Linked DNA regions of Homo sapiens: region 1 is linked to region 2. A link is a contact called in ENCODE Hi-C or POLR2A ChIA-PET data. All regions are on one chromosome and are shown on one strand. Each heading gives the region's core, a stretch centred on a gene start or an enhancer-like site at or near the end of the contact. The rest is flanking DNA. Distances are from core to core; before and after follow the strand shown.

The links. A loop is a pair of places that touch in the nucleus more often than their neighbours do. ChIA-PET counts read pairs that join two places held with the same protein, here RNA polymerase II (POLR2A).
Region 1: a loop to region 2 is called in a map of natural killer cell, with 2.1 times the contacts of the local background. The contact joins the promoter of KLRC1 here to the promoter of KLRD1 in region 2. A Hi-C loop is called at or near these places in 1 of 168 maps with a recorded cell type or tissue (natural killer cell). POLR2A ChIA-PET finds 5 or more read pairs at or near these places in 1 of 52 experiments (activated CD4-positive, alpha-beta T cell).

The regions. Positions count from the first base shown.
Region 1 is chr12:10,451,372-10,457,142 of GRCh38, forward strand. It overlaps KLRC1 (killer cell lectin like receptor C1), which reads right to left and starts at 2,006. Exons shown (of 7, transcript NM_002259.5): 1 at 1,827-2,006.
Region 2 is chr12:10,304,647-10,310,563 of GRCh38, forward strand. It overlaps KLRD1 (killer cell lectin like receptor D1), which reads left to right and starts at 3,224. Exons shown (of 6, transcript NM_002262.5): 1 at 3,224-3,438; 2 at 4,742-4,834; 3 at 4,980-5,042. The coding sequence starts at 3,432.

The sequences.
Region 1 (5,771 bases), core at 756-3,255, 150 kb after region 2:
TTTAGGCCGGGCGCGGTGGCTCACGCCTGTAATCCCAGCACTTTGGGAGGCCGAGGCATGCCGATCACGAGGTCAGGAGATCGAGACCATCCTGGCTAACACGGTGAAACTCCGTCTCTACTAAAAATACAAAAAGTAGTCGGGCATGATGTCAGGCGCCTGTAGTCCTAGCTACTCGGGAGGCTGAGGCAGGAGAATCTCTTGAACATGGGCGGCAGAGGTTGCAGTGAGCGGAGATTGTGCCACTGCACTCCAGCCTGGGCGACAGAGTGAGACTCCGACTCAAAAAAAAAAGATAAATTTTCTGCATTTGACAAAATATTATTGCTGGGGCAATGAGAAGCAATAAATTACTAAGGAATAAAGAAGTTCAGGAATAAAAATATATTTCTTAAAGTCTGATGTTTTACCTGTGTTAAAAATTAAAATGTTGTATTAGAAAAACTTCTGCACTCATTTTTATGTTAATTTTGAAATCCAGTAATGGTTAAGACTATGTGGTCTGCACATGAGTAATAGTAAAGTTGACATATATATATATAAAAATTTCTTGCACTACATTACTTTTAATTAGTAATTTATACACATTAATGAAAATCAATAGAGGTAATTAAATGGTCTTTTCTTAATGGCTGAAATGTTCTAAGAAATTATTAAAAATTATTTATTAAAAATTATAAAAAATTAAATATTTGTATATGACAGAAAATGCTATGTGACACAGTTAACTTATGCATAACCTAAATAGTATTAGGAACACTACATAAATTGTTAATACTTACAGAAGTATTGGTAATTTAATTAGTAATTGGTAATTTATTTCCTGGCTAAATTATGAACCAAAAAATGATAAATAAAAGTATAGGTAATTCATGTTAAAGCACATTTCATTTAAACTTATAGAATGATTTTATGGTTGTCAAAGTGAGTAAAGGCCACTTTAGTTGTATAAGTACTTGTAAAATTTCAGATAATGTAATTAAATCATTTAGTCAATGGGCTCTGGAGTCAGTGAGATCTAGAATTAATTCTAGCTTTGACACTTATAATGTGCGACCTTTAAAAAGTTATTCTATTTTTAATAACCCAGTTTGTTAATCTAAAATGGGCATAAGAACATATAAAACGTTGCATGTAAAACATTTACCACTCAACCTGGCACTTAAAGTTCTCAATAAGCATTAGCTACTTTAATTATTATTTTAGTCACAATTGTTATGTTACTGTTTCTGATTCATGTCAGTTAAAGCATGGAAAATAAATCTTCAGATAAGTCTCCTATGTCCATGCGCTACATCTTTTTTTGCAATATTTTGATCAATTTTTAAAAAGTATTTTTATTGCTTTGTAATACCTTTAGCATTTTATGTAATCTACCTCATTCTGATTTTTATTAAAAATAAAAACTGCTTTTCTCTAATCTACGTGTCTGAGGAATTGTATTTGGCTTTCATCAATTGATTGATTTATTTTAATAATCTTTAATGGCTAAGCTAAATATAAATTATTATTCAAAGATACATGATGTACTGATTACAAAATACAAAATTAATTGTTCATTATTGTGATGTTAATAGCTTTCCCTTAAACGATATTGATCAACAAACCCACTAGATTTCCACAAACAATAATTTGAAAACTTTAAGAAATCCTTCAACATATTTCATATTTTAGGTTTTTACCCTGAGTTATTCAAATGAAGACAGCAATATTCTACTTTGATTTTATTGTATATTAATTATACCTCCTTTGTATCATATTGAGCACTTGAAATCACCCACTAAATGAGGTAGGCTAGTAGAGAGTTGGAGAGTAGCAATACATACCTTCTGTCCCCAGAAAGTCACACATCCTTTAGTGGAGAGGCCAGGTTAGTCTCATAAAAAGGCCTGCTATAGCTGTGTAATAAAAGGTGAAATTTAAAGGCATAAATCCAAGACAAGAACAAACAATGCCTGCAATCTTCGCAGACTGCCCTGTGAAGGCTCAGAGTGAGTCAAGAGTGGAAAAAGTAGATTTCTCATCAACGTGTTACTAAGGTTTGAACAGGAAATTCTACACATGGGCTATTGTGAAATCAGTTTTATCTCATCACACACCTCCAAAATATAGGATACTTGGTCTATTAAAAGTACAAGGTTGACTTTGAAAGTGTGTCATTTAGTTGGTTCATTTTTCAAGTGCCTATGAGAATTTTTTTTTTTTCTGTCTTGATCACGAACATTGTCAACCCTCACCTTGTTAAGAGTGCCTTTTAGACTAGGTTGCTAAATCTTAACATTGCATACTTCTTTTCTTTATATTATTTTATTATGTCACTTCCATTATAATAGAAAACATTCTAAAACTCATAGTAATATTATCAACTGATATCTACTGATTTTTTCCTTAATTATTCTGAAAAATTACTGCAGTAATTACTCAATTGATTGTAGCTGGCACAAAAAGCATCATTGCCAAAGTTATATTATTAACTTCTCTTAGTTCTTAAATTTTTGCACTTAATTTTTAAAAATAGATTATTTAATCTTCAGATTACCCTTGATAAAAATATCTTGGATAGGTAAAATATTAATCAATTTTGAAATATATTAGCATACCAGAAATTGAAATATTAAATAGCTATTCATTACATTCTTCATTTATTCATCCTCCGCCATAACAAATTATGTCGACTTTCATAGAAATATTTAGTTGTAAATGACAAAAACTGAAGTCAAACTATGTATGGGGAAAAAGTAATTTTAAAATCTTACTAGGAGGAAAGTCAGTAAATTGGCAGAATAGGTGGTCCCCCACACATATGCCCCCACAGCAACAATAATTTTTCAGCCATCCACAGACAAAAGTTCCTTTGAGGGAGTTTGGAATTCAAGTAGGAGTTTGTAAAATGCCAGTGGAACCCAAGACCTAGGAAGGTTGTTTTAGGGAATAGATTTGCATCCAAGTGGCAGACTTACCAACAGTGATTCCATCTCCAGACCTGAAAAGGGACCCATCCTCCTGTGCTTGCCTTCAGCCCCATTTAGGCCTTGGTCATGCTGCCAAAACCATTTGCCCAGGGGCCCAGGAGGAGACTCACACACTAGTGTCTCAGGAGGTAGGCATATCAACTGTAGTCTCAATGTAGACCCTGAAACAGCCCTCTAACTTGGCTTTAACTAGTGTCAGCCACAACTTGAGATCAGTCCTTCACCCACAGAGACTTCCTGGGAGACATATACATCTGTACCTCTGGGGCATGCTTGCTGACCTCTGTCCTACAGAAGATACTAAAATGGCCCTGAATCTCCACTCAAACTCCTCTCAACTGTGACCTGAGTTAATCACAGGAAATTGCTGTGAGACTCAATCATCTTTGTCAGCAGTACAGGCTTGCTGACTTCAGTTCCACGGTAGTTTCTGAAACAGCCTTGAATCTTGACCTTCACCCTTCTCAGCTGTGGACTGTGAGCAGTCTTGCCAGCTCAGGGATACAGAGGGAGGACATGTGCATCCATGTCCCAACTAGGAGACCATTGACCTAGGTTTCACAGCAGATCCTTTAATTGGACAGAAAAGGGGCTTCGACACTTCTCAGCTATGCTAGAGAGCAGTTTGCCCATACAGGGACCTGGAGAGAGACATCATTAGTGCCCCTGCAGGCACAGACCTTAGTTTTATTTCAGATCTTGAAACAATTCTGGATCCAGCTCCAGCCCAACTCAACTACAGTCTGAGGCAAATCTGCCTGCCCACAGACCTGCCAGAAAACACACTCAACCATGACCCCAGAGACAGACATGAAGACACTGGTTTCAGCTATAGACCCCGAGGAAACCTTGTGACTTAGCACTAACTCCTCTGTGCCACAGGTTGAGGAACCCACTCAGAGACCCATGAGCAGCCTTCCCAGCAAACTAGATAAACTCTTCCCCAACTACACACCTAATAATAGACCCACCATTTACAGACCTTGAAGTGGACCCTCATCCCCTCCCCAGCCCTATACAGTATGATTCTAGAGCCAGTTTGGCCCTCTGAGGCACTAAATAGGATACAAGCCTGCTAGAAGCCCTAGTAAAAGGATCATGAACCAAAGATCCCACTCTGGACCCGTAAGCAACCATGTGATCTGGCTGTAACCCCATTCAACCATGATACTGAAGGCAATCTCATCAGCCCAGGACACTAACAGGAGAAGCTTTTAACCTACCGAAACCAGTCTGTAAAGACTGAAAGAGAGTCTGCTCTTTCAAATGCACAGACATCAGTACAAGGATAAACAAATAACAAAGCATCAGACAAATATGACACCACCAAAGGAAACTAATAAAGCTTTAGCAACTGATCCAAATAAATGGAGATCTATAAGTTTCCTTTAAAGTAATTCAAAACAATCATCTTAAAAAATCTCAGTGAGATGCAAAAGAAAAGAGTAAACAAAAAATACAACTAAAACAAAAAATACATGAACAAAATAAAAATTTAATAAAGAAATATAAACTATTAAAAAGAACCAAACAAAAATTCTGGAGCTGAAGAACACAATGAAAGAAATAAATAAGTCAATAGAGAGTTTTAATGCCCGACTCAATCATGCAGAGGAATTAGTGAACTCAAAAAAAGAGTCTTTTAAAATTAACAAATTAGAGTAAAAAAAGAATAAAAAGTGGCAAAGAAAGCATGAGACCTTTGAGACACCACCAAGAATATGGTATAGAAAGTATAGAAACTTCAGAAGGAGAAGAGAGACATAAAAAGTCAAAAATATTTTTTCTTTAAAGACATACTGTCTGAAAACCTTCCTCACTTGGGAAGGATATGGAAATCCAGATTCATGAAGCTCAATGAATCATGAGCAAGATCAGCCCAGAAAAGACTATTATGAGGCATAATATAATCAAATTGTCAAAAGTCTAAGATAAGAGAATCTCGTGGGGGGGTTTTGTTTATTTTTTAGCTTAATGTGATCTCGTTTGTCCATTTTTGCTTTGGTTTCCTGTGATTGTGGGGTATTACTCAAAAAATCTTTGGCCAGTCAACTGTCCTTGAGAATTTTTCCAATTTTTTTTCTTTCAACTTTTATTTTTAGATACAGGGAGTACATGTGCTGGTTTGTTACATGGGTATATTATACCAGAATAGTGAGTATAATCCAAAGTAGGTAGTTTTCTGAACCATTCTTCCCTGCTCTCCTCTCCCCTCTAGTAGTCTGCAGTGTCTTTTGTTCCCATATTTACGTCTAAGGGTGCTCAGTGTTTAGCTCCCACTTATAAGTGAGAACCTTCAGTAGTTGGTTTTCTGTTCCTGCATTAATTTGCTTAGGATTATGGCCTCCAGCTCTGTCCATGTTGCTGTAGAGGACATGGTTTTATCTTTTTTATGGCTGAGTACTAGTCCATGGTGTATATATGCCACATTTTCTTTATCCAGTCCACCACTGATGAGCACATAAGTTGATTCCATATCTTTGCTGTTGTGAATAGTGCTGTGATAAAAATGTGAGTGCATGCGTCTTTTTGATATAATGATCTATTTTCATTTGGTTATATTCCCAGTAGTGCAATTGAGGGTCAAATGGTAGCTCTGTTTGAAGTATTATGAGAAATCTCCAAACTACTTTCCACAGCGGTTAGGCTAGTTTACATTCCCACCAATAGTGTATTAGCATTTTCTTTTTTCTGCAGCCTCATCAGCATCTGTTGTTTTTGGACTTTTAAATAGTGGTCATTCTGACTAGTGTAAGATGGTATCTTACTGTGGTTTTGATTTGCATTTCTCTGTTGATT
Region 2 (5,917 bases), core at 1,974-4,473:
ACCTGCCTTGGCCTCCAAAAGAGCTGAGATTACAGGCGTGAGCCACTATGCCCAGCCTTAGTTTTATTTTTTTATTTGATTTTACCACTAACAATTTTAGACAATCTAATACATCCTGCTAAAATCATTCCATTGATAAGGATTTTGCAAGCAAAACACACTATATATAAGAAACCACTATAGCTAGTAGGTTTGTTATTAGCATGTTTACAATGAGATTTTACCAGGTCAGTAACGTCTTTTGTTTTTTCTCAGGGAGCCCTCTCTCTCTGTTAAAAGAATAATTTGCAGCCTGATGTGAGCAATTTTCTTTCCGCTCAAAGAATGCATTTTCTAAAAGCAGTGAGATCAAAATAAATTTTTCCCTTGGGGATACTAGAACGTATACTGTTATTTTGTTCTGCAACATTTTAGTTATACATTTTTAGGTAGGGAAAAGACTTCACTGTTTATATGTTAAGTGAACATTAGTTTCTTTTCCCTGGCTTTTGACTAAGGTTTAAAAGTTGACTTAGCTATTGAAGTCATCACTTGCTCTTACCAAGGGCACTAGTAAATTGCAGGGGAGGAAGAGGGCATCTTCCTGCAATGGATACTAGGGGATGGAAAGTCCTGCAAAGAGAGACGTTCTTTTGGCAGGATACCTAACTTTTCAAAAGCAAATTTATGTAAGTGAAGCTGGATATTTCAGCGGAATTTAGTCTGGTTTCTCTCGGCAGCACACTCAGAGAATACTTTGAGTAGAAACTTTATTTGGAATTGTGTATGCAATAAATGTAGGAAAGGAAATGTAATAGGAAAGGGAAAGTGGAACGCAATAAAGGTTATTTTCTTAATCTAGCTTCTAGAGGAGGTGACTGGAACATAACACTATTGAGTAATTCTGGGAACTGGGCAAAACACAATGTTCAGAATTACCTGACTTTAGGGCTGAGACTGCTGGACTGTATAGCAAATCACAAGATTCGTTTGTTGACGCCCATTCTGGTGATGATTATTCAGCACTTCCGGATTAGCATGTCTGAGAACAGCAAGGCTTTCAGCAGTTATTGGAGAAAAAAAGAACCCATAGATACAGCTATACAGATAACTAGTTGGCCATAGTTCCCCAAATATTCCAAGGGACATAGGCGAGGCAATGATAACTTCAGGAACAAGTGGAGATGAGTGGGAGAGATACAGTACATGGAAATCATTCACCTGTCTACGTACAAAAATAAATAGAAAGAACAGAGGCCGGGCACGGTGGCTCACGCCTGTAATCCCAGCACTTTGGGAGGCCGAGGCGGGCGGATCACGAGGTCAGGAGATCGAGACAATCCTGGCTAACACGGTGAAACCCCGTCTCTACTAAAAAAAAAAAATACAAAAAATTAGCTGGGCGTGGTGGCGGGAGCCTGTAGCCCCAGCTACTCGGTAGGCCGAGGCAGGAGAATGGCGTGAACACGGGAGGCGGAGCTTGCAGTGAGCCGAGTGAGCCACTGCACTCCAGCCTGGGTGACAGAGACTCCATCTCAAAAAACAAACAAACAAAAACAAACAAAAAAAGAACAATCAGAGTTGGCAGCTCAGAAAGAGTTAAAGAGGTATATACATATATGTTTACTGTGTGTGTGTATGTGTGTGTGTGTGTGTGTGTTTAGGTATCTTAAATATTTAAGCCTGGAGTTCTTGAAGTAAACTTGTATTTGTTGGATTTTTATTTCTAAGTCAGTGAACTAAGATGAAAAAAAGGACAATGACTGATGGACGTATTCTCACCAAACAGGGTTCTAAAAACTTAGAACCTCTAACTTCCAAATAAAGGTGGTTGTGTTAGTAATGAAAGTGTAGTAATAATCCCTATTGCACATTCTGTCATAAATTTGTACTCTCTCAAGAGAAAAACTAAAAGCAAACCCCTAATCTCCTATATTTTGAGGCAATTTTACATGGGGGAAAAATAGTATCAGACAGGTTTCTTCCAGACCAGCTTTTTCTAACACTAAAAATGAATAGATTTCAAGTAAGCAAAGGATTTTTAAATAAATCACTTCAACTAAGATTTGCATACAGTCTGGATGAAGTAGATTTTACGCTTATATTCTTCAGTGAGGATTTATAGCTCAACAAATTTGTTGGTGCAATGAAAGCAGCTCTAGGCACACAATGCAAACTGAAAAGATGGAAAGTTTTGACTTCATAAAAACTGAGAAGTCAAAGTAGTCTTTTCTTTCATTTTTTTCTGTTGTTGGTTGAAAGCCCATCTTTTACAAAAGGGTTTATCTATAGTAATATTATAATGCTTGAACATAAACAATATACAAAATATAATACACAAAACGTTTATTTGAGTGTCTGCTTTTGTATGGGGGTGCATGGTAGATTGTATTTCCAGATACTAAATCATGGATCGAAATCTCTCCTTTCAAGATTCTTATTATAGCCAATCTCTTCCACATTGGAAATTTGACCTGTTCCACATTTGATATTCCTATTAACAAGGTTACTCTTCTGTAGATGAAAAAGTGTATATCGAAGTATCAGTATAGTATCTGAATTAGATAACACACTAAACAATATAATAATGTATTAGTAAAAATAAGGAAAATAAAGAAGCTGAAGTCGTGCTTAAAGAACTTTAAGAAAATGAAAATTGAGGTGTTGAAAAAAGCTTTTAAGGCTAACGTGAATGAGGCGTCCAAGTGGGAAACCCATCCAGTTCTACTTTTTTGAACTTTGCCTGTCGTGGCCAGGATAATTAGGTAGAGATCAGAAGAACAGAGTGAGACATGGAAATCCCAATTTATGTGACCTTGGGCAAATTACTTAGCTCTGTATGCCTCAGTTTTCTCTTTGATAGATTGAAGATATTTATATATCTTTACTATCAAGCCATTTACAGAAATAAATGAGCTAAGATATGCCAAGTGCTTTAAATTGTGTTAAGTACAAGGTAAATAATAAATGTTTATTATTAAAAGAGGAAAATTCTGTAAGTAATTTTGTTATGCTAAGTAAATTTACCTTTGGTTTGCCCATCATTTCCTTCATTTTCCAGATAACCCTTTAAAATGAATTTGATTTTCAAACAATAAAAAACAAAACAGCAACAAAACTCCCTCTGACCTCCTCTCACCTTCTTTAGTCCTTGCCAAAGTGTTAATATTGCAAAAGTACTGTGAGAATTTCCTGTATTGTGGTTCCTGGAACACTTCAGAGGCTTGTGATTCTACTGCTTCTTATTCACACTATAATACATGTCTCACCAATAGATGATTCAAGAACATCATTTAAATACACAATTTTTCATTCTCTATTTTTGCTAAATTTCTTCATACTCAACTTTCAGATTCTTTAATCTCCAGCTCAGCTTCAACAATTCAACGCTGTTCTTTCTGAAAAAGTACACATCGTGCCTTCTCTACTTCGCTCTTGGAACATAATTTCTCATGGCAGGTATGTGTGATTTCAGTCACTAAATTAAAAATAACCAGAAAAGCTATTTCTTGGATTGGCTGATTTTGGGGTAATGCTTTAAGAGAAAAGGACATGATTAACAGTGGATGTTTTTAGGATTTTCATGCATTAGCACTTTCCACATTCATTATATTTTCCTGATTCTTCATTGTATAACTTAGACATGATTTCATGAAGTTTTTTCCACAGGTTTGAAGAGTGGTTTCTGACAGGGCTACCTTTAAATTCTGAGTGAGAACTGAACTTTAGCCTGGTTAAATTGTGAGCAACAGTGTTCTAGTATAGCAATAGAAAATGCCAAATATTAATGACACAATGCTGAAAAGGTTTTAATTGACTATTTATGTTGTGACATCCAAAAATTACACAAATGAACAGTTTGACACATTGTACTGTTGTTAATGACATCACTCTTTGAGAGTGTGTTCACGTTAGCACAGAATCTCCTAATGTTGAAATGTTTTAGGTGAAAGGCCTAAAAGCAAGTAATTTTGAGTATGAACAAATGGAATGTTCTAGGGGAAAAAGGATTGTTTATGTATGTTCAATATACTGTGAAATGAAGCCAGGCCTCAAAGTTGTTACCCATCAATTTGTTATCAGTTATCACACCAAGTCCAGAATGTTCCTATGTCTTCTTTTCCCTATAATATCTCTACGAACCAATGAGCAGCTAGACATTTATCAGAGCAAAACCTGCACTGAGATGAGGAGAGGGCATACTCTCAACTAGTATTATTGTGACAATGGTAGACTACGTTGAATGAAAGATTCTTGAGCTAGACACACTTTCATGTGATTTCTGACTTGGATACTTACTTGCTTTGATACCTTGAGAAAATAACATTATTATTGGACCTTATGTTTTCTCATCTATGTAATGAGAACCATACTATCTATCTTGTGATTTTGTTGAGAGAATAAAAATAAATGCCTGTTATGTAAGTCCATAAAACACAACGTGGTGCTTGTTAATATCTTCTACCTCCAGATCTTTAAGCACCTCTGCCAATTTAAAATAAATGGTAAATTCACTTTACTGCAACAGAGCTGGTAGAGAAGAAAATGTTTGAATAATCTTCCTGAAGAATAAGATACATCACATAAAAATGTTGGTATTGGGTGAAGTCCCGATTGGAAAGTCTTCAGTGTTTTATTGGCAAGATGACTCCGTTATCAAATGAAAGAATGTTGTGGATTCTCCGTCACTAGTTTCTGCTTTTAAGAACTCAGCTCCTGAGTTTGCTCTTTAAGTCATTACTCTGTCTGTCTTTCTCTACAGTGTTTAAGACCACTCTGTGGAGGTTAATTTCTGGGACCTTAGGGATAATATGCCTTTCGTTGATGTCTACGTTGGGAATTTTGTTGAAAAATTGTAAGTTTTTCTAAGCAAGTCTCCATAAAAATCAAAACTGTGAAGACATCATTTAATAATAAAGGCTTCATCTTGCTAATGTGTAATATTTTAGTATTTCATAAACCCATACCTAATTAAACAAATTTCTAATCATTTCTTATAGCTTTTACTAAACTGAGTATTGAGCCAGCATTTACTCCAGGACCCAACATAGAACTCCAGAAAGGTAGGTCACATTTTTTGGAAAACTTAGCATTGGTAAAAGATTAAATAGGCAGTTTCTTGTTTTTCACACAGAGAGGCATGATGGAATATTATACTTAGTAATAGAAATTTGCCTACCAGTGTAGGATAGTCTCATTTTACATTGCTCAATCTAATGTAAAAATGATTAAATTACACTGAATGTGTATCATTTGTACATTTAACTAATCAGGAAAATAGTAGCCTGAAACGAAAGATATGTTTCCTATATGAGTGCTCATAATTAAGTAACAAAAAATAAACCACAGGAAATGTTACAGTTAATCCTCATTACCTGCCTGAATTTGCTTATAACCTATACTTTTGCATCTCACTACTTTTCCTTTTCCAGAATATACTGCACAGATTTCTAAACCTTACTTATCCAGTGAAAGCCAGCTCAAAGTCCAATTTTCGTTTTTGGAGATGGAGTTTTGCTCTTGTCGTCCAGGCTGGAGTGCAGTGGCACGATCTTGGCTCACTGCCACATCAGCCTCCCTGGTTCAAGTGATTCTCCCACCTTCCTGCCTCAGCCTCCCAAGTAGCTGGGACTACAGGCGCCCGCCACCATGCCCAGCTAATTTTTGTGTTATTAGTAGAGTCAGGGTTTCGCCATGTTGGCCAGGCTGGTCTCGAACTCCTGACCTCAGGTCATCCACCTGCCTCGGCTTCCAAAGTGTTGGGATTATGCCGTACCCAGCAGAGCCACTGCGCCCGGCCTCAATTTTCTAAATATGTATTTTTCGGAATGCGCCCCAAGTTGTCTCACCATCATCTTGATTATATAGTGTTTATTTACAGTGCAACATCTTGGCCAGGCACAGTGGCTCACGTCTGTAATCCCAGCTCTTTGGGAGG